3 separate regions of the Homo sapiens genome follow, and regions 2 and 3 are each linked to region 1. A link is a loop called in an ENCODE intact Hi-C map of the cell type or tissue named here. Cell type or tissue: endothelial cell of umbilical vein. All regions are shown on one strand. Each heading gives the region's core, and the rest is flanking DNA. Links, peaks and the distances in the headings are about the cores only. Region 1 overlaps MOSPD1 (motile sperm domain containing 1). Region 2 holds the start of PABIR3 (PABIR family member 3). Region 3 overlaps PABIR3 (PABIR family member 3).

The links. A loop is a pair of places that touch in the nucleus more often than their neighbours do. Peaks named below come from ENCODE experiments on the same cell type or tissue, not always from the same donor. Only the 100,000 strongest peaks of a DNase experiment are listed, where the experiment ranks them.
Region 2: it touches region 1 in a loop (7-fold over the local background); 40 of 110 quality-filtered maps call a loop at or near these places.
Region 3: it touches region 1 in a loop (7-fold over the local background); 2 of 110 quality-filtered maps call a loop at or near these places.

What each region holds. Positions count from the first base shown.
Region 1 is chrX:134,904,139-134,912,602 of GRCh38, forward strand. All of the region lies in intron 1 of MOSPD1 (motile sperm domain containing 1), which reads right to left. Among named protein-coding and RNA genes, the nearest start is that of MOSPD1, 6.9 kb to the right of the region's middle. RefSeq lists a silencer at 4,281-4,575 and an enhancer at 4,466-5,009. In endothelial cell of umbilical vein, for the core only: a CTCF peak has its summit at 4,538; a DNase peak (open chromatin) is centred at 4,463.
Region 2 is chrX:134,802,677-134,811,140 of GRCh38, forward strand. It overlaps PABIR3 (PABIR family member 3), which reads left to right and starts at 4,561. Exons shown (of 11, transcript NM_001388447.1): 1 at 4,561-4,665; 2 at 4,864-5,032. The coding sequence starts at 4,923. RefSeq lists enhancers at 4,918-5,077, 5,463-6,419 and a silencer at 7,955-8,024. In endothelial cell of umbilical vein, for the core only: no CTCF peak of the experiment used is centred there; a DNase peak (open chromatin) is centred at 4,475; H3K4me3 peaks cover 1,124 bases; H3K27ac peaks cover 1,463 bases.
Region 3 is chrX:134,817,803-134,826,266 of GRCh38, forward strand. All of the region lies in intron 3 of PABIR3 (PABIR family member 3), which reads left to right. Among named protein-coding and RNA genes, the nearest start is that of PABIR3, 15 kb to the left of the region's middle. In endothelial cell of umbilical vein, for the core only: no CTCF peak of the experiment used is centred there; a DNase peak (open chromatin) is centred at 3,709; H3K27ac peaks cover 2,158 bases.

The DNA of each region.
Region 1 (8,464 bases), core at 110-8,109:
AAAACTTTACTTCATAGAAAAGGGACATAGAAATTGTCCTTGAACTTACAAAAGGATGTTTAACCTCACTCACAGCAAAGGAAACCCAAACTAAAGCCATACTATGACACAATTTTTTACCTGTCCCATTAGTAAAACTCAAATTTTGATAGCATATGATGGGAACGATCAAGCATGTGCTTACATTGCTTGTGGGGAGGTGAATTGGCATAACAACTACATGTGCCAAAATTAAATGCACATAGCCTCAGTTCCAGAGATCGTACGTCTAGGGATTTATCTGGCATATATATTCCCCTTTTTGTGTGAAGTCATGTAGGTGAAAGGTTTCTCTGCAGTGCTGAGGGTTAAATAAAATGATTTATGTGAAACAACATGGAACAGAACTTGGCACCCAGTAAGAGCTAGTTTTTTGTTGTTAATAGCAAAAGACTGGAAACAAGCCAGGGGAGGTGGCTCACACCTGTAATCTTAGCGCTTTGGGAGGCCAAGGTGGGCGGATCACCTGAGGTCAGGAGTTTCAGACCAGCCTGACCAACACGGTGAAACCCCGTCTCTACTAAACATACTAAAATTAGCCGGGCGTGGTGGTACACACCTGTAATCCCAGCTACTAGGGAGGCTGAGGCAGGAGAATCACTTGAACCCGGGAGGCGGAGGTTGCAGTGAGCCGAGATCATGCCACTGCACTCCAACCTGGGAGACAGAGTGAGACTCCATCTGAAAAAAAAAAAAAGAAGATTGGAAACAGCCCAACTGTCCATTAAAAGAGGATTCATTAAATAAAGTACAGTCTATCCATTCATTGGGATACCAGATATCAAGAGGAGACTGTGTAGTTGGAGATGGACTGATCTTCAAGTGGTAGTGTTAAGTGAGAAACGCAAGGAGCGGTGCAGTGTGTAATGCATGCTGCCATTTGTATAAAAAGGGAGATAAGGCCGGGCGCGGTGGCTCACGCCTGTAATCCCAGCACTTTGGGAGGTCGATGCGGGCAGATCATGAGGGCAGAAGATCGAGACCATCCTGGCTAACACAGTGAAACCCTGTCTCTACTAAAAATACAAAAAAAAAAATACACCACGCCAGGCGTGGTGGCGGGCGCCTGTAGTCCCAGCTACTCAGGAGGCTGAGGAAGGAGAATGGCGTGAACCCGGGAGGCAGAGCTTGCAGTGAGCCAAGGTTGCACCACTGCACTCCAGCCTGGGCGAGAGAGACTCTGTCTCAAAAAGAAAAAAAAAAAAAAAAAGGGGAGATAAGAATATGTAAACCTATTATCTTGGATATGGGTGAAATTCTTTGGAAGGATATCCGCGTTTGTCCCTGGAGAGAGAAATGGGGGTGGAAGGAATTTTTCTCTGGATATCCTTTTGTATCTTTTGAATTCTGAAGTCTTTGAATACTTATTTAAAAAAAACGAATATTTAAAAAAAAAATTAAGTAACAACTCTACTAGGGCCTACTTTGAAAAAGGTGCCTGTTTTTGAAAACACAAGAGGGAATTTAGAAACAATGTGAAAAATCTCTGTTAACTGTATTTTCTAGTTTATAATCCTCTAAAAACATATTGAAAACCTTAAACTGTGGGCTAAACAGAATAATTTCGATTATTTAAAATAATTTACATGCAACAGAAACATAATGAGAAAAAGATTTAAGATAACTTGCAAACTTAAGAACATGTATAACTCTAATGTGAAACTATTTGTTTTAAAAGAGTATGAAATGGTTCATAAATCTGACTGGGAAGTCAAAATTAACCACACAGACAAATGCTAAACTCTTGGTTCTAACTTTAAGAAGAAGTTAGTCAACAGAGGTCAAAGTAGAAATTTTACTTTTACTATCTTTGAATAATGGCATAGTAGAAATTCTTTTTCTTTTAATTTCAAAGCTTTCTCTTTGTGAGTTGAACATGTACACATTTTCCCATGAATCACGAATAGGCTATCTCCTTGTTACTATAAAAGAAGTGTTTAATAATTTTTGAGCAGTTTACTATTATTTCTTTTCCTATCTCTGTTCCCATTTATCACTTTTTTTTTTTTTTTTTTTTTTTGAGACGGAGTTTCGCTCATTACCCAGGCTGGAGTGCAATGTCATGATCTTGGCTCACCACAACCTCTGCCTCCCGGGTTCAAGCGATTCTCGTGCCTCAGCCTCCCGAGTAGCTGGGAATAGAGGTGCACGCCACCACGCCTGGCTAATTTTTTTTTTTTTTAATTTTTGTAGAGACGGGGTTTCACCATGCTGGCCAGGCTGGTCTTGAACTCCTGACCTCGTGATCCGCCCACCTTGGCCTCCCAAAGTGGTGGGATTACAGGCATGAGCCACCGCGCCCAGCTTATCTTGGCTAAGATATAAGTTGCATCCTAAACTCCAACCAGTGGAAATTAGGGAAGAATTAGCACCAGGTCAACAGAGCAATATTAGCAACTGTGCCAATGAACATAATAAGGTGTAACACCTGCCTTGAATTGATAGTTTTCTGGAGACTAACACTTTCTCTTTGCTGCAGTCCATATTACAAAATGATAAAGTGCAAAAATCCTGGGGAAAGATTATATACTAAACTGGTAAAAACTTACTGCAAATCGGTTTATGAGGTTGCTTTCCAAAAGTCAAGTGCACACCAAGTCAGAGTTAGTTGGTTCCCACTTTTCTAATTTGACAGATGTGGGAAGCAGGCCCAGGATGGTTAAGAGACTTATCCAAGGTTGCACAGGGTATTGGTGGCAGAACTCTGGTCTCCAGGCTTCCACTTCCTTATACAGTCATCCCTTCTATGTCTCAAGTAAGTCCTGCCTCGGCCTGGCACGGTGGCTCACGCCTGTAATCCTAGCACTTTGGAAAGCTGAGGCGGGCAGATCACCTGAGGTCAAGAGTTTGAGACCAGCCTGGCCATCATGGTGAAACCCTGTCTGTACTAAAATACAAAAATTAGCTGGGCATGGTGGTGTATGCCTGTAATCCCAGCTACTCAGGAGGCTGAGGCAGGACAACTGCTTGAATCCGGGAGGTGGAGGTTGTATTGAGCCGAGATCGCACTACTGCACCCCAGCCTGGGCAACAGAGCGAAACTCCATCTCAAAAAAATAAAAAAAATAAAGTCCTGCTTCCCTGATGCTGACTACCACACATGCCCTAATCTGTAGCAATTGTCCCTGCTTATCAAGATCAGAGTTCTCAAAGGATGATCCAAAATTCAAGTCACAACTAAGTCTGCATTATCTTCATTTGTGTTTCCTTTTCAGTTTTATAAAGAAAAATCAAGAGACAATTTCACTTACTGAGTGGCACACACTATTTTCCTGATGATGAAACAGCTATAGTTGTCAGGAACTATTCATCAGGGCATTAATAATGAAGGTTTGCTGCATTCTTCCTCTCTGGACAGCAAAATTTTACTCATTTTTCAAAACCTAATTCAAATTCCCCTTCCCTGGCTGGGCACAGTGGCTCACGCCTGTAATCTCAGCACTTTGAGAGGCCGATGCGGGCGGATCACTTGAGGCCAGGAGTTCGAGACCAGCCTGGCCAACATGGCGAAACCCCGTCTCTACTAAAAACACAAAAAAATTAGCTGGGCGTGGTAGTGCACACATGTAATCCTAGCTACTCAGGAGGCTGAGGCAGGAGAATTGCTTGAACCAGGAAGACGGAGGTTGCACCCAGGCTGGAGTGCATTGGCACGATCTCAGCTCACTGCAGCCTCAAACTCCTGGGCTCAAGTGATTCTTCCACCTCAGCCTCCCAAGTAGCTGGGACCACAGGTAAGTGCCACCACTCCTGGCTAATGTTTTTAAAAAATTTATGTAGAGACAGGGTCTCCCTATGTTGTCCAGGCTGGTCTTGAACTCCTGAACTGAAGCAATACTCCCACCTTGGCCTCCCAAAGTGCTGAGATTACAGGCATGAGCCACTGCACCCAGCCAGAATGGAATATTTTGACATTTGTTTTGTGTGCATTAATTTTGACTTCTCAGTTAGATTTTAGGTATAATGCCATATTGTTGTTTGGTGGGATGCTTTTGTTTTTTGCACCCCTCACAGGCCCAAGGTCAGTGCTGGGCACTTAGCAGATAGCTAAAAGCTTATCAGTTATCCTACAGATGTCTACTAATAACTGTCTCCTCCACTGGGGAACATTCCCCCCACCACTCACCCGTCATAGCTGAACACACTTTGTCTATACAAGACAAGCAAGGGATCCTAATTAGAGGAGCAGTAAATCTTAAGTGGCTGCTCACCATGGGTTGGGGTAAGAGGAGAGCAGAGAGAATCAGCACTCCCAGTTACCTCTCTTCCCCTCTTCTCCCCTCCCCTCCTTCTGTTTCCCTCTGATTTTCCCTGGCTCTTCAGTGCCTAACTGTGCCAGCAAGCATTTAGAAATCTGAGGCTCCAACACACTTCTGACCTCACAGGCAGAGAGCGCAGCTGAGATCTGGTGATACAGGAAACTGTCTTGTCTTCCTCCCCTGTACCAAAGGCACAGAAAAACAATCCTGAATGAAATTATAAAGAAAACCTTATGTGTGCACACCACCTTGTGACCAGTTTGCAAACTACTCTGACACAAAAAGACGCATAAACACTCTGAGATATTCACACATGCCTGCCACTACCATCAATCCAAGGAGACCAGTACCCCAAAGTATGATGGTTTTTTCCATTTTCCTCACTTTGCATTGACCAGAGGAATGAAAAGATAAGACTTTGAGATAAACAGGAATCCATTTTACCACCATAGATACAAAACTTAGAGACCGTTAAGGAGCACTGAAACCACTTTCATAGCATTTTCTCATTTGCACCCTGCAACCTGTTTTTAGAAAGAGGAGGCTGCAGGCCGGGCGCGGTGGCTCACGCCTGTAATCCCAGCACTTTGGAAGGCCGAGGCGGGCGGATCACGAGATCAGGAGATCGAGACCATCCTGGATAACACAGTGAAATCCCGTCTCTACTAAAAATACAAAAAAAAAATTAGCCGGGAGTAGTGGCGGGTGCCTGTAGTCCCAGCTACTCGGGAGGCTGAGGCAGGAGAATGGCGTGAACCCGGGAGGCGGAGCTTGCAGTGAGCCGAGATCCGCCACTGCACTCCAGCCTGGGCGACAGGCGAGACTCCTCAAAAAAGAAAAAAGAAAGAAAGAGGAGGCTGCAAGAAGCAAGTGAAGTAAGTGGATCGAAGTTTGAAAACAGTTAAGGATGATTCAAAGTACAGCCCTCACCCAGAAACTGGTGACCCATCTGCTTGGTCACAGTGTACCAGCTACTTAACTATCTCTCCCTGGCTCTTGCTGTTTACTCTGATTAAGGTTCCCAGCTCCACCTTCAGGTCAGCTCCCTTTTATCTGGGCACAGGGGCTATCTCCTTCTTCCATACTCTGTGCAATCCTTGCCAATGACCAACTAAATACTAAATTGTTAAGAGCGATATGTTATTTTCCTTTAGTCTCACTAGCATTAAAACCTCCTTCCCTCCCACTTCATAAACTCAGTTGGCCTCCTCTGAATTCCCAGTATTGTTAATTGGGGTTTTTAATTGCTGGCATTTTCCTAAAGTCATAACAAGTGATGTTCTAATGTTTACTTTCTACTTTAATGTTCATTGCTTAATATTTGACACTTTTGTTTTTATATATTTTCTAGATTTTTGGTATGCTTTGCTATTTTAACTAATGAGATTGACTGCTATAAATAATATGTAGTGATTGGCTCTTCTATATTCAAGATTTAAAAGTTGAGTAGTATACATTTTAAGATTTTTAAAAAAAAGAATAACCTAATGTCTCTTTGAAAACAATTCATATTTTCAAATGTGTTATTTACAACCCGGTTATAATTAATGTGTTGTTTCCATGTTTTACAACATCTCAGTATGTCATTTCAAGATGCGCAATTCTCAAAGCAAAATCCATATTATATGATTATATATATATGTTGCTACATGAAACACTCAGAAGTTTTAGAATCACAAATTCATGGCCGGGCGCAGTGACTCACGCCTATAATCCCAGCATTTTGGGAGGCCGAGGTGGGCAGGATCACCTGAGGTTAGGAGTTCAAGACCAACCTGGCCAACATGGCGAATCCTCATCTCTACTAAAAATACAAAAATGAGCTGGGCATGGTGGCGGGCGCCTGTAATCCCAGCTACTTGGGAGGCTGAGGCAAGAGAATCACTTGAGCCCAGAAGGCGGAGGTTGCAGTGAGCCAAGATCACACCACTGCACTCCAGCCTGGGCAACAGAGCGAGACTCTGTCTCAAAAAAAAAAAAATCACAGATTCACTCAACAAACATTTCCTGAGCACTTATTATATACAAGGCACTGTGCTAGGGAATATGGAGACAAGATGAAAATATTTTGTCAGCCTTCCAAAAACTCAGACTAGCAGGAAAAACAGATATACAGCAGTAATTAAGATATGATGTGAGCAGTGTTAAACTGCTGATAGATATAAAGTGCTCTGGGAGCATAAAGAAAGTGATCATCTGCCTTAAGGCTAGTCTGCAGTAGAAGTGGAGGGCCGGGTGAATTCCAGGAAGAATGTGTGTAGAAGCATGAAAGGGATGCTTAAAATGAGCTTTGGCATTGCATATGGTTAAAAACAGCAAATATGGGGAGAGGGGCAAGTTTCGGCTAGAAAGGTAAGTTAGAGGCAGATTGTGCAAGATTTTGTGAACGTTTGGGGGTTTAGACTTGATTCCCTATGCCAGTGGTTCTGGCTTGTTAGAAACACAAATTCTTGGTTCTCACCCTAGACCTACTGAATCAGAAATTCCGGGACTGGGGCCCAGCCATCTGTTTTAACAAGTCTTCCAGGTGATTCCGATCCACACTAAACTTTGAGAACCACTGCTGCAGGCAATAGGAAACCACTTAAGGATTTTTTCTTTTTTAAATATAGGGATAAGGTCTCGCTATGTTGCCCAGGCTGGTCTTGAACTCCTGGCCTCAAGCAACCTTCCTGCCTTGGCCTCCCAAAGCACTGGGGTTACAAGTGTAACCTACGATTTTGCCTGGCCTTAAGGATTTTAAGCACAGAACTGACCAATTCAGATTTGAAGTTGGACAGGGGTTGCCATTGACCATTCAAGCACAACACCTGACTCCTGAGTAGTTACTATAAAAAATTAAAAAACTGTTGAATGAATGTGGCATGAAGCAATGATGAGGGCCTAGGCTAAGGCTGCAGGAATGGAGAAGAAACAGATTTTAGAGATGTTTTACATGTGACCCAATTCAACCAGGTGACTAGGATATATCCATACAAAGGTGTAACTGAAATGGTTTTTATATAAAAGAAACCTGTAATTCTGTGGAATATACTAACTGCTAGGCTTGAAAAAAGTGGTCCTCATAGAACCTGGAAAAAGGGGAAGTCAAGAGCAAGTTCTTTGTGTTTCCATATAGTCAATAGCAAAGCTTGCCTTGGCTTGTACGTGAGTCTTCTGGTCTGTTTGGCAGTTCTCACTGAGAGTTAGCAAATTGCCATTCATGCTCATAGAAATCTTTTGAGTTTGGTTGGTGTGAATCAATCAGTGAGACTGACAATTTCTTGATGTGCCAATGAAATTTTGAACCTGGAAAAGCTGAAAACCAGACATTGGTTCTGGTGATCTAACCAAGGTACTGCTAAAGTAAGACACTGCTAGAGCCTTCCTTCTTAAAAAAAATTCTAACTTCATCACTAATAACGTGGTCTGCCTAATCCAGGAAGAAGCTGGAATGAGTAAAAGAATCAGACTTTGTTTTCTGCCCTGAAGGTCAAGAAAGTCAACTGAAACTGTTATTTCTAATTTTGGAGGCAGGATTTAGCTGAGGCCATCTTCAATTTCCCGATGAAAAGAGGTATAGGTCAACCTATATGGTTAAAATACCTAATGAGAATTTTGCACGGTGCAATTCCTATTTCTTTTTCTTTTTGAGACAGAGTTTCGCTCTTATTGCCCAGGCTGGAGTGCAATGGTGCCATCTTGGCTCACCGCAACCTCTGCTCCCAGATTCGAGCGATTTGCCTGCCTCCACCTCCTGAGTAGCTGGGATTACAGGCATGCGCCCCACGCCTGCCTAATTTTGTATTTTTAGTAGAGTCGGGGTTTCTCCATGTTGGTCAGGCTGGTCTCAAACTCCCAACCTCAGGTGATCCGCCTGCCTCGGCCTCCCAAAGCTCTGGGATCACAGGCGCCTGCCACCATGCCCAGCTAATTTTTCTATTTTTAGTAGAGATGAGGTTTTGCCATGTTGGCCAGGCTGGTCTTGAACTCCCTCAGGTGATCCACCTGCCTCGGCCTCCCAAAGTGCTGAGATTACAGGTGTGAGCCACCACTCCCCACCTTTTTTTTCTTTTTGAGACAGGGTCTTCCTCTGTCACCCAGGCTGGAGTGCAGTGGCATGGCTTCAGCTTAATGCAGCCTTGATCTCCCGGGTTCAAGCAATCTTCCCACCTCAGCCTCTCAAG
Region 2 (8,464 bases), core at 82-8,081, 100 kb before region 1:
TAGGGATTGCAGACCTTTTCGCCAGAAGAGATAGGAGAGGGCCTTCTTCCCTTCTAGGCAAGGCAGCCAAACCTGTTCACACCCGCTGGCCTTGAGGCCACACCAGGAAATGGCCCTGACCAGTTGCCATCAATTGCCAGAGGGATACTAGAATTTGTCCTCTGGAAGACTGAAAAGTAAAGCAAATTCTGAAGTCTCACAGAATCGTGGGACAGCAGTCTGGTGTCTTTCCACCAGGACCTTCTGGTTCCCTGGGGAGCAGCCCCGGCCAGGGACTTAAAATTATCTCAGGGTTTTGACACTGTCCAACGAGAGGTTGGAATTGGAGGAAAGGGAGAAAGTAGGGGAGAGGCCCATACGAACTACCAAAATGTTGCAGGTGCAGCTGGCCAGTGGCGCAGGTGGTAAAGGAATTGACCAAGACAGTTGTAGGTAAAGAAAGGCAGATTTACTAGAGAAGGTATGGAAGTATGTTGCAAGGAGGCAAAGGGCAGCACTGCAGAGGAGGAGCTGTCTGCAAAGAGGCAGGGGCTGGAGGGAGCTGGAGGGGGCTGCATGTGGAAACAAGTCATGCTGCTGGGGCCACATGTGGAAGGAGGTCTTTGTGCCCTAGGTCTCTCAGAACAATTTTTCATTGTTCTTCCCCACCTGGGGCCCCTTTCTCATTGTTTCTTACTTATCTTATCAGGACTCCACAAACTCTTTTAATCCTCACCACTTGAATGGCCCTGGGGAAGAGAAGGCCATTGCATTGAAATGTAATAGTTCTGAAATTGCTTTCAAAATTCAGCCAGAAATAATAATTTTGCCTGCCTCTTTTCAATTATCCCATACTAAACTTGCCAAGGCCAATTATCATTTTATTCCTCACTGTTTATGCTTTCTGCCTGCAGTATGAGGGATTTGTAAGTACTTTTAGATAGTTTCCTTTAAATTGCCTGTATTTTTCTCCCAGCTAGATTAGAAACAACAACCTCTGTTTTTGAGCAACTTAGGTATCTCTTTTTATCTCAAGGTCTCAGCAACCCTTAAGGCCAGCCCCACCTCCTACTCCCTGCTCAAAAGAAATTATAATACATTCTTTTGTTCACAATAGCTACTAAACAATCATTTGTTGACCACATGCATGCACTGACCTCAGGAGCTTAACAATTTAGGAGAACGCGAGGAGAATAATGCTACTTTGGCCATCATTTCTAGGTTTTATTAACATCATTCTTGCCTGCTAGTTTTTTTTTTTTTTTTAACCTTTCATGTAAATCTTTTGGGAAGGTTTGGGGTGTTTGTGGTTTGTAGATTTGGGTTTGACTTGTATTTGACTTGCTCTTGTGGTAACTAAAGGTTACAACGTAGCTTCAAGGTTGTCATGACAACTGGTAAAATAAAGAGCTGATTATCACATGTTTGTTGGTTCCCTTTTATAGGTGAGGGCCTGGGACAGACGCAGCAGACTGGGATATGCAAAGAGAGGAGTAGCCTAATTGTCAAGTCTAGATCTAACAAAAGCAGTGTCCCAAGATCATGGCATATTTCCCTGGAACTGGAAGGACTGATCAAGAAACACAGCTAGGTTGGTATAATAATGTGTGCGTAGAAATGGGGAGAAGTAAAAACAATTTCTTTAATGTTGTGTTTGCCATTGTAGCATATAGAATTCTTGCTGTTTTTGTATTACTTGTTCCTTTTGATATTCCAATTTGTGTATGTACTATGAGTCCTATTTATATCTTTACAGGTTTGGGGTTCCTGACATGTAGCTGTTCTTTTGTAAAAGAGAGCTCCTTCTCTTTGATAATAGCTGTAAACTTATTACCATCTCATATATTTAGTTATTTCATATTACTCCTTTTCTTAGAAACATAGTCCCTTAGTCACTCTTCCCTTGTCATTTTATTATACCTATTTTCTTAGTGTTGTTGTACTTATTTAAAAATTAGATACTTGTAATGCTTAGGCAGGATGAAATTTTGTCTATTTATTCAAAATATACGTATGAAACCTTACTACCTGCCAAGAATACTAGCAAAAGTTGAAAATTAAAATGAACACAATGGAGGTAAGATTCCCTTGTTCACTGGCCTGCTTCATATTTTTCTGTTATTCAGACAATTTGTTTTTTGACTCTGTTCTGTCTTTAATCACTGCCTTCTGCATTCATCCTGAATTTACTCAGCTTTAACCACCATCTTTTATAAACGTTCAGGTACCCTGGGAATTTTAACAGTGGCTTTTAGGACATCTTGATACTAGCCTGAATTCTCCTGCTATCTAATTATGTGCCATTAATCTCTTTGGAATTTTATCCAACTGTAAAATAGAAATGATTTACCTACTTTACAAGATAACTATGAAAGATAGGCTATTTAAACCTGCATTTATTCATAAAATAATTTCAGAAGTATTTATCAAGTGCTTATGAGTACAGAAATTCAAGGAGATATTCTGAGGCATCTCATTTTTTTTTTTACTTAAACAGAAGGGCAGAGGAATCTTGGCTTTGCCACTTAGTAGTTGCAACTTGAGTAAACCCCTCTGGGCTTTGGTTTCCTCCTGTGAAAAATGGGCATTGTGATGGTGCCTACCTCAAAGAATTATTGTAAACTTTAAATGCAATCACCTATTTAAAGTGATTAGGACAGTACCTGGCACATAGTAAGTGCCCAACAAACGGTAGCTATTACTAATCTGTCTTATATAAGGAATGGAGACTCCACATCATCCTCATGTCTGGGATTTAAGTAATCTAATTCTGCCTAATATACTCAAGTTTGTCTTATTCTATTCCCAGAATGAACAAAGAATACATATTTATTACCTTACATGTCATAACTTGTCACGAACTATCTCAAGACTGTCCCATTATTTTAAGTTCACCACTGGGTAGCTGAGCAGGGTTGATGATTGAACCAATCCAGATAAGTATGTGAAAACATTTTGTAGGCCAGGCGTGGAGGCTCATACCTGTAATCCCAGCACTTTGGGAGGCCGAGGCGGGTGGATCACCTGAGGTCGGGAGTTCGAGACCAGCCTGACCAACATGGAGAAACCCCATCTCTACTAAAAATACAAAATTAGCTGGGAGTGGTGGCACATGCCTGTAATCCCAGCTACTCTGGAGGCTGAGTCAGGAGAATCGCTTGAACCAGGGAGGTGGAGGTTGTGGTGAGCCAAGATTGCGCCATTGCACTCCAGCCTGGGCAACAAGAGCGAAACTCCGTCTCAAAAAAAAAAAAATGTTATCCGTAAAGTGCTATACCAGTGTTATGACTATTTTAATTAATAACTCCCATTTCACTAGGTTTATTTGCCTTGTCTGCCAGTTCTCTATATGGTTACTAAAATGTGTGGTTTTACAAAATTATTAGCATGGAGTTAAGATTTCAGTACTCAGTGTGGCTCATTAAGTGATGGTGAAAATTTCTAAAAGAGTAGTTCTTAAAACGATATGAGCCATGGCAGCATTCTTAGAATGTATGTAGCTTCTAATACTACCTGAAATGAAAACACTGATTTGCATTGATACTAAATTCTGAGATATTTGTTTTTAAAAAAGCCTCACTGCTTTAACTCAAATCTTTGTAAATTAGCTGAGGTCTTTATTTTTTATATGAATAGCTGTGAGGAGCCAGATTATATATAATGTAAAAATACACACTGAGGCAGGCGCGGTGGCTCACGCCTGTAATCCCAGCACTTTGGGAGGACGAGGCGGGCGGATCACCTGAGGTCCAGGAGTTCGAGACCAGCCTGGCCAACATGGTGAAACCCCGTCTCTACTAAAATACAAAAATTAACCAGGCGTGGTGGCGAGCACCTGTAATCCCAGCTACTCGGGAGGCTGAGGCAGGAGAATCGCTTGAACCTGGGAGGTGGAGGTTGCAGTGAGCCGAGATCGCGGCCACTGCACTCCAGCCTGAGCAACAAGAGCGAAATTCCATCTCAAAAAAAAAAAAACAAAAAACTGTACGATTATGGTTTAAAAAAGAAAGAAAGAAACCACACTGAAAACAGTAATTCGTTTGCCAAATGAGCTCAGTTAGGTTAGCACCTTAGCAAGACCCTTTGGGACCAAGTGGCCTCTAAGCACTTAGGTAGCAGTATCTTTTTTTTTTTTTTTTTTTCAGACTTTTGCTTTTCTAAAATTACAAAGGTGTAGTGTGTCTGCTGTTACAGGATGGAAAAATGCATCATAGGAGGTTAGAAGCTTGTTGGCCTCAGTCATAAAGGGATAAGAAAAATGAGAATTAGGCATAGGGCAGGAAGGACCTCACTCCTCCCAACGCTTTCATTTCTAAATAATGCTTAAGGAAACCATGCCAGGGTTAGTAAAAGAGTAGAGGCACAACCACGGTAAGTGGGCATTGGGGAAAGAGGAAGGAGGGCAGGACATGGGGATAAAGCGGTTTCTTAACTGCGCGTGCGCCCCTGGCAAAGCTGACTAAGGCGCCTGAAGTGACGTCATTGCCTGCATCACAACAGGCGTCGTCCGGCTGATAGCTTATCGCAGGCTCTGAGGGGCGGGACCCAACTGATTGTCAAAGGCGGCAGATTGTAGTTTTTGTTTTGGCCGGAAAGGCTTACCATGAGTTGCCAGGGCTGAGAGAGATGGAGAAGGATTCGCGGCGGTGACAGATTAAATTCCCCAGTTACATTATAGACTTGGAGGTGGGGGATCTTCTCATCGTTAGAGGCCCCGATCATGGGAGATAGGCGGTTCGGAGCCAGTTCTGCCTAACTTTGTGTTCACTGATGTTAGGGCTGCTAGGGCTGCAAAGGTGGGCACCCCTACTCGCCTAAGAGCTTTCTCCTCTCTTCTCTTTTTCCCCTTTGCCTCTCTCCTTACATCACCTGCCCACTAAGTAGACTTGTCCTTGTGTGGACGGGAGCCGGAAAGCCTTGAGAACTTATTCCTCGACCCGGACATGGCACAGGAGAAAATGAAACTAGGTTTCAAGTCGCTGCCGAGTTCCACTACCGCAGACGGCAACATTCTGAGAAGAGTCAACAGTGCCCCTTTGATCAATGGACTTGGGTGAGCCGGGTTGAGATACTGGAGGAGGCAAGCGGTGGGGAGGAGGTGTTCGGGAAAGTGATTTCCTATAGAATTCCCGTCCCTTTATTTGTTGAGGTTCTGCAGGTAACTCCCTTGTTCCTGGTGTCCGGAGATCCCACCCTCAACCTTGGGTGGGGGTAGTGGGACGGGCTGACCTGAGGGGGAGCGCGCACCCACCCTGAGGTTGACAAACATCTGAATCTGAACATCCTCCCCTGATAGTCCACTCGGACCCGAAAGTAGCAGCCAGTTGGTGTGGAGCACGGCTTTTTTCTAACTTCAACCCATTTCTTACCCACTCCTTTGAAGAAACTTAGTATCCTCCCCCACTCACCTCCAGATCTTCTGCCATGACTGTAATATTTGTCATTTCAGCTGCTTTGTCACCTCTGACCTTCACCTCCAGCCGCTTGAATGGAAATGGTTGTCAAGCAAATAAGCTTTGGACTTTTTTACATTTTTTTTTTTGTCTTTTTTTGAGACGGAGTCTTGCTCTGTCGCCCAGGCTGGAGTGCATTGGCACGATCTCAGCTTACTGTAACCTCCGCCTCCTGGCTTCAAGCAATTCTCATGCCTCAGCCTCCCTAGTAGCTAGGATTACAGGCGCCCACCACCACACCTGGTAATTTTTTGTATTTTTATTTTTTATTTATTTGTTTATTTATTTTTGAGACGGAGTCTCACTCTGTCGCCCAGGCTGGAGTGCAGTGGCGTGATCTCGGCTCACTGCAAGCTCCACCTCCCGGGTTCACGCCATTCTCCTGACTCAGCCTCCCAAGTAGCTGGGACTACAGGCGCCCACCAACACTCCCGGCTAATTTTTTGTATTTTTAGTAGAGACAGGGTTTCACCGTGTTAGTCAGGATGGTCTTGATCTCCTGACCTCGTGATCCGCCCGCCTCGGCCTCCCAAAGTGCTGGGATTACAGGCGTAAGCCACCGTGCCCGGCCTAATTTTTTGTATTTTTAGTAGAGACAGGGTTTCACCATGTTGGCCAGGCTGGTCTCGAACTCCTGGCCTCAGGGGATCCGCCTGCCTCAGCCTCCCAAAGTGCTGGTATTACAGACGTGAGCCACTGCTCCTGGCCTACACCTATTTTTTATTGGAGCAGAAAGTTTTGGTACCACAGAAGCTTGATCTCCTAAATTACACATTCTCACTGGGTGATACTTCCCCCAAGGGGAAGAGAAAATAGTTCTTGGGGGAGTGTGAAAAATTTTTACTCTTTTTATGTATAAAGCGCAGATATACATACAGTATGTACACAGATATATACTATATATGTGTTATTAAAATTTCACGAAGGGGGAGCAATTAGGGGAAAAATGTCTAAAAAGGCTTTTTAGAGGGTCAATAATGAAAAAAGGATTTAGAAACACTACACTAAATGATGGTTAACTGTATTTCTGAAGATCTGGGATTACTAAATCTTGTTTCCTTTTTTTTTTTTTTTTAAGACGGAGTCTCACTGTGTCGCCCAGGCTGGAGTGCAGTGGCATGATCTCGGCTCACTGCAACCTCTGCCTCCCGGGTTCAAGCGATTCTCCTGCCTCAGACTCCCGAGTAGCTGGGACTTCAGGCACCCGCCACCACGCCCACCTAATTTTTTGTATTTTTAGTAGAGACGGGGTTTCACCGTGTTAGCCAGGATGGTCTTGATCTCCTGACCTTGTGATCCGCCCACCTTGGCCTCCCAAAGTGTTGGGATTACAGGCGTGAGCCACTGCGCCTGGCCTAAATCTTACTTCTTAAACTAGACTTTTAAAATGAGATGTTGGATTTCACATTTCAGTATTATAAGGTTTTCTAGATACCGTAAAAATGTCTGAAAAATGCATTCACTACATATGTTACTAACTTTGCTCTTCACCTTTTGTTGCATCATACTAATTGATAGTTGTAATTCACAGTACCATAGACTATCAGGAAGGGATTCAGAGACCAGCTTTACCCTCCTTGTTTAACATATGAGGAAACTGAGGCCCATAAATCTCCAAAATGACGTTTAGTGGCAGAGCCAGTACTAGGAAGCTCTGTTTCCTGACTCCTAAACTACTGTTCTGGCCACTACTAACCAATACCTAAGCTGATTAACTCTAAATGAATGCAGCTTTTGGGTCATTTGAGGTAGGAGAGAATATATTGTTCACAAAATGAAAAGCAAACTAAGATTGACCAAAAAAAAATACATTACCTTTTTAAAATAGGCAGGTAGAAAAACATAGAAGGGGGACTCTGCATGTTGTGCTGAGAACAAGAACATTTTATTCACTCAGGATTTTGCTCTAATTCTGTTGTGGGAAAAAGGAATTATGGGACCCACTCTACTAGTAGAAGAGAGCAGTAGGGAGAATGTTGGATTTATTGAAGACAATATAAAAAGAAGAAATAGGTTGCAAATAGACGATGGAAGATGTGTACTGGAAGGAACCTGTGGATCCTCTTTAATGTATTAAATACACCAGAGAAGGAGTGGACCCTTCCCTAATCCTTAAAGCCCTGGAAACAGAGAGATCTCAGTTATCCCTTCATACCTTGCTTTGTTCTGCAAAGGATTTTTTTGTTTTGTTTGTTTGTTTTTTGCTTATATTAGAGCATAGCTACAGTGTTACATTCCATAGCTTAAGATCCTGATGCATGAAGTAAAATTTGTACAGAAAGATAAGGGTCACTAGCATATTTCTGTAGTAGGAGTTTAAAGATACAGAAACCACAAAGTGGACGGAGTCCAGGGACTCTAGTCTGTCAGAAAGAAGTAACATAGGAATGATGTGTGACATCCCTGAGATTAGGGGACTTGCCCAGATGATCTGAGGGCATATTTTGTGCTGTTGTAGAAAATGTAGGGCATAGTCAGAGAAGTTATTCTGAAGCAAGAAAAATTTAGAGTAGGATTACACTGAGCCTTAGTTGAATTCATTTTCACCTCAGTTCTCATTTGCATATGTATACTGCTCACTTTTCTCCCTTTTTTTTTCCTTCCTTGGCCCTCTAATACTTGAGTACTTCCTCTTTCTAAACTATACCTGGCCAGTAAAGCATTCTTTTCAGAAAGGTGAAAGTCACTAGCATATTTCTTTAGTAGGAATTAAAGATATAGAAACCACAAAGTGGACAGAGTTCAGAGACTCCAGTCCCTCAGAAAGAAGTAACATAGGAATGATGTGTGACATGCCTGAGGTCAGGGAACTTGCCCAAATGATCTGAGGGGATGTTTTGTGCTGTTGTAGAAAATATTTAGCTTGCTAAACATTGTTGCACCTCTTTCAAGTAATTTTCGAACTTTGCTTGATGTTTCTTCTATATAAAGACCCTCTTGCACCAGCATTTGCAGAATTAAATTCCTTAGGTTTGTTTCTTTCATATCAACTCTTTAATACAGTATTACTGTTTTAAAGAAGTATCTGCACT
Region 3 (8,464 bases), core at 132-8,131, 86 kb before region 1:
GCCATTGAAGAGTTTTGAGCCAATGATTGACATGATCAGATTTGTTAAAAGATTGCCCTGGCTGCAGAGTGGAAAGTGGATTGGAAGAGGGCAAACGTATATGCAAGAAGATCAGATAGGCTACTGCAATCACCCTGGCAAAGAGCTGATGGTAGCTTGGACTAGTGTGATGGTAGTGGAAATAGAGAAAAGTTCCAGATTCAGGAGAAATTTCAAAGATGGAATCAATGGACGGTGGGAAACAGTGGAGGCAAACCTGACTCCTAGGTCTCTAGCTTGGGCAGCTGATGGGATGGTAGTGACACAGAATAAGAAGGGACCATTGCAAGAAGAGTAGATTTACAAAGGAGGATGAGTTTAGCTTTGTACATGTTACATTGGAGGTTCTCTTGGACCTGTAAACTAGTGATGTTCGATGTACTAGTTTGAAGCTCAGGAGTGAGAGCTGGACTAGAGATAACCATTTGGGAATCATTGGTAGATTGTTATTTAAAACTGTGGGAATTAATGATATGACCTACAAAGAGAGTATAGAAAGAGCAGAGAAGAAGTTGCAGGACAAAACTTTAAAAATCACCAACACTTAAAAATCAGTCAGAAGAAGAGTGATGGACTAAGTAGAGAGGCAGGAGGAGGCTTCAGAAGAGAGTAGTACCATGAAAAAACAAGGAAAAGTAGTAAGTCATATGCTGTCAAGCCGTCAAACAGACTGAAAAGTGTCCTTTGAATTACCAAAACAGATATTACTCATGAATTCTTATATTTGAAAGCACTTTCAGTAGAAGGAGGAGTGGGGTGAGATTAAGCCAGATTTGATTTTGAAGAATAACTGAGAGCCAAGGACCTATAAATGGCACTGTACATCCAGGCTCAGTTATTTGGGAGGCAAATCCCTCATCTGTAAAATGGGAATGTAAAAGTAACTGCTTTGTAGGTTTGTTGTGGATTACCTTGGTCAGTATGAAGCACTCAGCACAGCACTGGCACATACTAAATGCTCAATAAATATGTGGGTTTTTTTAAATCAGTAATAGTACATATAGTCAGCAACCGGTGCACCTGGCTTTTTAAAAATTATAATTTTAAAATCTTTTTTTCTAGTACCAAATACTTAAAGGATATTTTTTCTTTCTTTTTTTTTTTTTTTTTTTTTTTATTTGAGACAGATCTCTTGCCCAGGCTGGAGTGCAGTGACGTGATCTCGGCTCACTGCAACCTTCGCCTCCTGGGTTCAAGCGATTCTTCTGCCTCAGCCTCCTGAGTAGCTGGGACTACAGGCACGCGCCACCACACCTGGCTAATGTTCGTATTTTTAGTAGAGATGGGGTTTCACCATATTGGCCAGGCTGGTCTCAAACTCCTGACCTCGTGATCCGCCTGCCTCGGCCTCCCAAAGTACTGGGATTACAGGCATAAGCCACTGTGCCCGGCGATTCTTGGCATTTTAAAAATGCATAACATTCCTTAGGAATTCTAGGCTCCTAATTTGCATAACGTTCAGTTTAATATAATGTATATTTAAAATAAACCATCTTATATAACAGATTGTGTTTGGCAGAATTGAAGTCATTTTAACTTATTGGATGATGGGGATTTCAAGGCTTGTTGGTTTAGCTTGCTATAGCAATACTATGCATATGCTTTTATTGTGTCTAAGTATCACTTCATTATTATTATAAGACATAAGTAAGTATATACTTACCTTTAGTATAGAACTGCTGAATTTTCTAGGAGAATGACATGATGAATTAGAATGCTTTTGGCAAAAGCAGTAAAATCCAATTAGAAGAGACTTAAACAGCCTGGGCGAGGTGACTCAGGCCTGTAATCCCAGCACTTTGGGAGGCCAAGGTGGGCGGATCACCTGAGGTCGGGAGTTCAAGACCAACCTGGCCAACATGGTGAAACCATGTCTCTCCTAAAAATACAAAAATTAGCCGGGCATGGTGGCATGCGCCTGTAATCCCAGCTACTCAGGAGGCTGAGACAGGAAAATCGCTTGAACCCGGGAAGTGAAGTTTGCAGTGAGCCGAGATCACGCCACTGCACTCCAACCTGGGTGACAGAGTAAGACTCTGTCTCAAAAACAAAAACAAAAGCAAACAAACAAACAAAAAACAGAGAGACTTAAACAATAAGGAGCAATAAGGAGCATTATTATCTCAAATAATAAGAAGCCCCAAGAAAAGGAGGTTCTAGGCCGGGTTAGTTCAGTGGGCCAATGACATCATCAGAGACCCAGGTTCCTTCTATCTTTCCACCCTACCATCTTCAGCAGCCACAGTTAATTATGTAACTAGTAATTAGACCCAGGGTTCAAAATCAATGGATAGCAAGCTCTTATATATATTTAAAGATGTCGAGAAGGATATCTATCAACCTATCTTTAGTAGATATCTCTGGAGCATGACATTATAGGCAGAATTTTATTTTTACTTTATGCATTTCTATACTAGTTGGATGTTTTTCACAAAGCATGAGCAATACAGGTGTTTTCATTTCTAGTAGATATTATATTACAAAATAGAAACATTATTCTTGAAAAAATACAAATATTATTGAATGATATCATAAACTATAAGTTTAATGGTTATGTCCTATACTGGTCTATCCTTAAAATTGGTGCCACAGGCATCTAAAGTAGCCAAATTCATAGACACAGAAGGTAGAATGGTGGTTGCTAGGGGCTGGGAGGAGGAGGGAATGGGGAGTTGTTGTTTAAAGGGTACAGTTTTGCAAGGGTACAATTTTAAAGGGTTTCAGTTTTGCACGATGAAAAGAGTTTTGGAGATTGGCTGCACAACAGTGGGAATGTACCTAACACTGCTGAACTGTATACTTCAAAATGGTTAAGATGGTAAGTTTCACGTTAGTGTATTTTACCACAATTTTAAAAATTGGTGCTGCTTTTCATGTATTTAAATATGGGTAAAACAGGCTGGGCACAGTAGCTCACGCCTGTAATCCCAGCACTTTCAGAGGCCGAGGCAGGCGGATTACTTGAGTTCAGGAGTTTGAGATTAGCCTGGTCAACATAGTGAAACCCCGTCTCTACTAAAAATACGAAAAATTAGCCAGGTCTGGTGGCACGCGCCTGTAATCCCAGTTACTTGGGAGGCTGAGGCAGGAGAATCTCTTGAACCCGGGGAGTGAAGCTTGCAGTGAGCTGAGATCCCGCCACTGCACTCCAGCCTGGGCGACAGAGACAGACTCCATATGAAAAAAATATATATATACACATATATATGTATATATATATATTTTATATTATATGTGTGTGTGTGTGTATATATATATATATATGGGTGTGTGTGTGTATACATACGTATATAGGTAAAACCGTGTTTTAGAAACAAATCACTGTGACAGAGGGCATTGAAGAGCCATGGGTTTTTGTGTTGAATGAACACAAAAATAAAGATGCGTATTTTCCAAGCATTGTAAAAAAAAAAAAAAAAAAAAAAACTGTTCCCTCACAATTATTTTGTTTAATTAAGTGCAAATATTTTCTTCACTTCTCTCAGGAAATTACTTCACCCACTTCTGTTGAACAGAAGCCCAAAGACCTCTTCTGACCTTGAGACTATGCCTTCTCCCAAATCGCCCCTTTGCTTTATCTCCTAAGAACTCTGAAGTTGCCATGCCTGTTCCTTTCTCTCCCACCAGGAATTCTGGCACTTCTGCTCAAGCCGGATGTCACTGCGTCACTTCTCCATCCCCACCCCCTCCTCTTCCAAAGGAAGCAGGGGAAATGTCTCATCTTCCTAAGAGAAAAGGTTGTGCTTTTCTTGAGCAATTCATCTGTTCTAATTTTAGGCCTACTGACATCTGTCTCATTAGGTTTTGCTTTTCCTATTGGCAACCACAAACCCCAAATCTAGTGTATGGCCCACAAAGTTGCAAGCATGTAATACATTCCTGATCCTGCTTTATGCCCTGCACATCTAGCCCATGTTCAGTTCATGTTAAGTAGCATTATAAACCATCTTAAATCATTTCTGAAACTAGGCAGAGACATTTATAAACACAGTGTACAACCCTTTGTTTAGGATTTTCTGAGCATTTTATCTCTAGTTACTATAGTAGGAAATGGCTTAAAAACAGCAAACCTAGGAAAATGAAAAATAATTTTTAAAAATCTTAATGTCTTTACAATATGAATTTTCTGTGATCTCTCTTAAATGGAACTAAGCTTGGTTTTTCCTCCTATCTTAATCCTTTCACTGGAGATAATTCTTAGTAATTAGCTTCACCCAGCACCCTCCCTAACCTCCCGCTACTTCTACTCCCAGCCACCTTCACACCATGACATCATTCCTTGGTGCTGATACTCTTGGTTCCTTCCAAGGACTTTTCTTTCTTCCTGGAGTGTGAGAAAAAGGCACAGTGGGAAATTTACACAAAAGATACCAGTGATGTTTATTACATCTCAGTGAAGTCATTATTTCTATTTTAATACTTTGTTTCATGTGGAAAAATTATCTAAGGTAATTCCTTTGCAAACGCCACTTGTAGTACTTAATTTGGGGAGAATTCTCTTCCAGAAGCCTTGTTTTCTGCAATTAATTTCTCACATTATTACTAAAAGAATCAGCCAATACAAGATTTGATCCACATTTTGTCCAATTAAAAAATTCTTGTAGCTTATGATTCTGTAGCTCAAGTTCAAATCCTACCTACCTCAGACATTTCACACTATCTCCCTGCTGGTGTCATCAATTTCAGTCTATCTTCTCATGATTTCCTGGATGAAGTTTTTCAGTGGGAAATCCTAAGCCTTTGCCTGAACCTAAATTGGTTCCTTCCCATCCCTTAGGTATAAATTAAAAATAATCTCTTCTAGGGAAGTCTTTCATCATTATTTTATGAAGGAAATTTGCCATACCATGTTTTCTCACTTATAAGTCGGAGCTAAATGATAAGAACTTATGAACACAAGGAAACAACAGACACTAGGGTCTACTTGAGCGGGGAGGATGTGAGGAGGGAAGCAGAAAAGATAACTATTAGGTACTGGGCTTACTACCTGGGTGATGAAATAGTATGTACAACAGGCCAGGCGCGGTGGCTCACACCTGTAATCCCAGCACTTTGGAAGGCCAAGGTGGGCAGATCACCTGAGGTCAGGAGTTTGAGATCAGCCTGGTCAACATGGTGAAACCCCATCTCTACTAAAAATACAAAAAAATTAGCTGGGCATGATGGTACGTGCCTGTAGTCCCAACTACTCAGGAGGCTGAGACAGGAGAATTGCTTGAACCTGGGAGATGGAGGTTGCACTGAGCTGAGATTGCACCACTGCACTCCAGCCTGGGTGACAGAGCGAGACTCCGTCTCAAAAAAAAAAAGAAAAAATATGTATAACAAATCCTGGTGACACATGTTTACCTATGTAACAAACCTTCACATGTACCCCCAAACCTAAAATAAAAGTTAAATAAATAAAAAATTAAAAAATAGAAAGTAATTGTCTTATTTATGACATGTCATTATAATACAGCCAAAGTGTCATAATTTCTATAGAAAGTATATGTATACATTTAAGTTCAGGTTATATATCTTTTTCATTAGATTATAAACTTTATAAACCATAGTGTTTCATGTTATATATTGTGAATTTTCTGGGCATTTGATTGATGCAGATGTGAACCTTAGTAGCATGAATTAAACGTATTAAAATTCTGCCTCTTCAAAGGTGTGTGTGTGTATCTGTATATATGTGTATATATATGTATATTTGTATACGTGTATTCTATGTACATATATACATATATACATACACGTATACATATATATGCATATACATGCAAAATGTATACATGTACACATATATATCCATGTGTATATGAGAGTTTTTCAGGAAAACCTAAATTTTTCAGATTCTGTTCATGCCACTGCACAACTTCTCAATTAGTGTTATTAAAGGGAAACACTGAGGAAGAATCTCCAACACTGTATAAATCACAATGTTTTCTGCTTGCTTTGAAAGTTTGATTATTTTTATAGTATGCCTTAAGAATGGGCACGTAAATATTTTTTAAATTAGCAATATTTGGGGTTCAAAGTAAAAAAGAAAAAAAAGTCACAGTATCTAATGTTGAGAGGGTATGAGGAAATAGGTATTCTAATACACTACTGGGAAGTAAATTTGTATAAGTTTTCTGGAGGGCAGCTTGGTGATATGTATCAACAACCTTGCAACCCAGAAACTCCAGCTCTATGAATTGATCCTAAAGAATTAATTAAGGATGTGCACAAACATTAGCTTAAAAGATATTATTACAACATTATTTATAAGAGCTAGCAAAAAATATGGCAACAGCCTGAATGTCTAACAATAGGGAATAGGTCAATCGAAAGAGCCTTCGTTACGTGTATTTGAATTCCAGTTCTAGCAATGACTGCATAACCCCTTGGACAAGTTGCTTAATCACTGTAGCCCTCAGTTTTTCTGAGGCAAAATGAAGGTGATAATAATGCCTACCTCATGGGGTTGCTGTGAGAATTGAGTGAGATAAAACGTGTGGCACATAATAAAAGTGCTGCTTATTATTATGGTACGTCCTTACAGTATAATATTCAGCACTTAAAATGGTGTTGCAGATGAATTTTAACATGGAAAGACTCAGAATGTATTAAATTATATATATTGAGTATATATGCTTTATAATGAGAAAAAATGTGAGCCTATTTCTGTTAAAAACAAAAAGATCAGGGCCAGGCCCGGTGGCTCATGCCTGTAATCCCAGCACTTTGGGAGGCCAAGGCGGGTGGATCACTTGAAGCCAGGAGTTCGAGACCAGTCTGGCCAACATGGAGAAACCCTGTCTCTACTAAAAATATAAAAATTAGCCGGGCGTGGTGGCGCACGCCTGTAATCCCAGCTACTCGGGAGGCTGAGGCAGGAGAAATGCTTTAACCCAGGAGGTGGAGGTTGCATTGAGCCAAAATTGGGCCACTGGCCACTGCACTTTAGCCTGGGTGACAGACTGAGATTCCTTCTCAAAAAAAGAAAAAAGAAAAAAAATAAAAGATCAGGACAAACAGGCAGAGCATAGGGGAATTTTAGGACAGTGAAACTATTCTGTACCATACTATAATGATGGATGCATGTCATACAAAACCCTTAGCATGTCCAACACCAGGAGTGAACCTAAATGTAAACTATGAACTTTGGGTGGTAATGATGTGCCAATGCAGGTTCATTGGTTGTAAAAAATGCACCATTCTGGTGAGGGATGTTGGTAGTGGGAGAGGCTGCACTTGTGTGAGAGCCGGAGGGGGGTATGTGGGAACTCTTTATAATTTCTGTTCAATTTCGCTGTGAACTGAAGAGTGCTCTAAAAAATAAAATATATTAAAAATAAATAAATGAAAGTTCAAATAGGAAAAGACTGGAAACTGCTGGGTAACAGGGGACAGATAGCCTAGTTTTATAAATACTTAGCATATAATTCAAATTGTTTATGTATCATTAAAGGATGTATTCTAGAGTGTTTGATGATGGTAGTAATAATGGTGGTAGTAGTAATAGTTACCATTTATTTAGCACAAACTCTGTGCCAGGTGCTGTGCTAAACACATTACATGTATTATCACCATTATCACATTAAATAGATGCTTAAAACAGCAACTCTAGCATGTTGTTCATAACACTATTGCCTATAGCAACAAATTATATATCCAATGTATCCCTTTAATATAAGTTTTATCCAGAAAAGATTTCTGACTTTTGTTAGAAGGGTCAGCTAGTAGCATTATTGATTTGAATTACAAATTTCCTTAAGATATCAACCCTGGAACATGATTAGTACAGGCCAGTCTGAGTTATGCGCCAGTCAAGAGTCCACAACTGTCAGATTTTTTTTATTATTATTATTTTTTGAGTCAGTCTTGCTCTGTCATCCAGGCTGGAATGCAGTTGATCTTGGTTCACTGCAACCTCCGCCTCCCAGGTTCAAGTGATTCTCCTGTGGCAGCCTCCAGAGTAGCTGAGATTATAGGCGCCTGCTACCACGCCCGGATCTTTTTTTTTTTTTTTTTTTTTGTCTTTAGTAGAGATGGGGTTTCACCATGTTGGCCAGGCTGGTCTTGAACTCCTGACCTCAAGTGATCTGCCTGCCTTGGCCTGTCAAAGTGCTAGGATTACAGGTGTGAGCCACCGCATCCAGAGTGACATGTTTATACCCATTCTCTGGATAGCAATAGAACCAGGCTCAGGGCTGATGATATGTATCTGAGTATATCTATTCCAAAGTTAAATAGATGGTGCTATTAGGTGTAACCTGCTCTTCTCCTATGTATAACAGAGTAGATCATTTTCCCACAGTTCAAACTCTTTGAGCATGACATTTAAAGCTTTCTAATATCTTCACGCTTTTGGCCTCAGAGTCCTTTCTCCCTCCACGAACTTGGTGTGCCACTCACACAGGGCCAGTATCCTGTCTTAAAACATGCCAAGCAC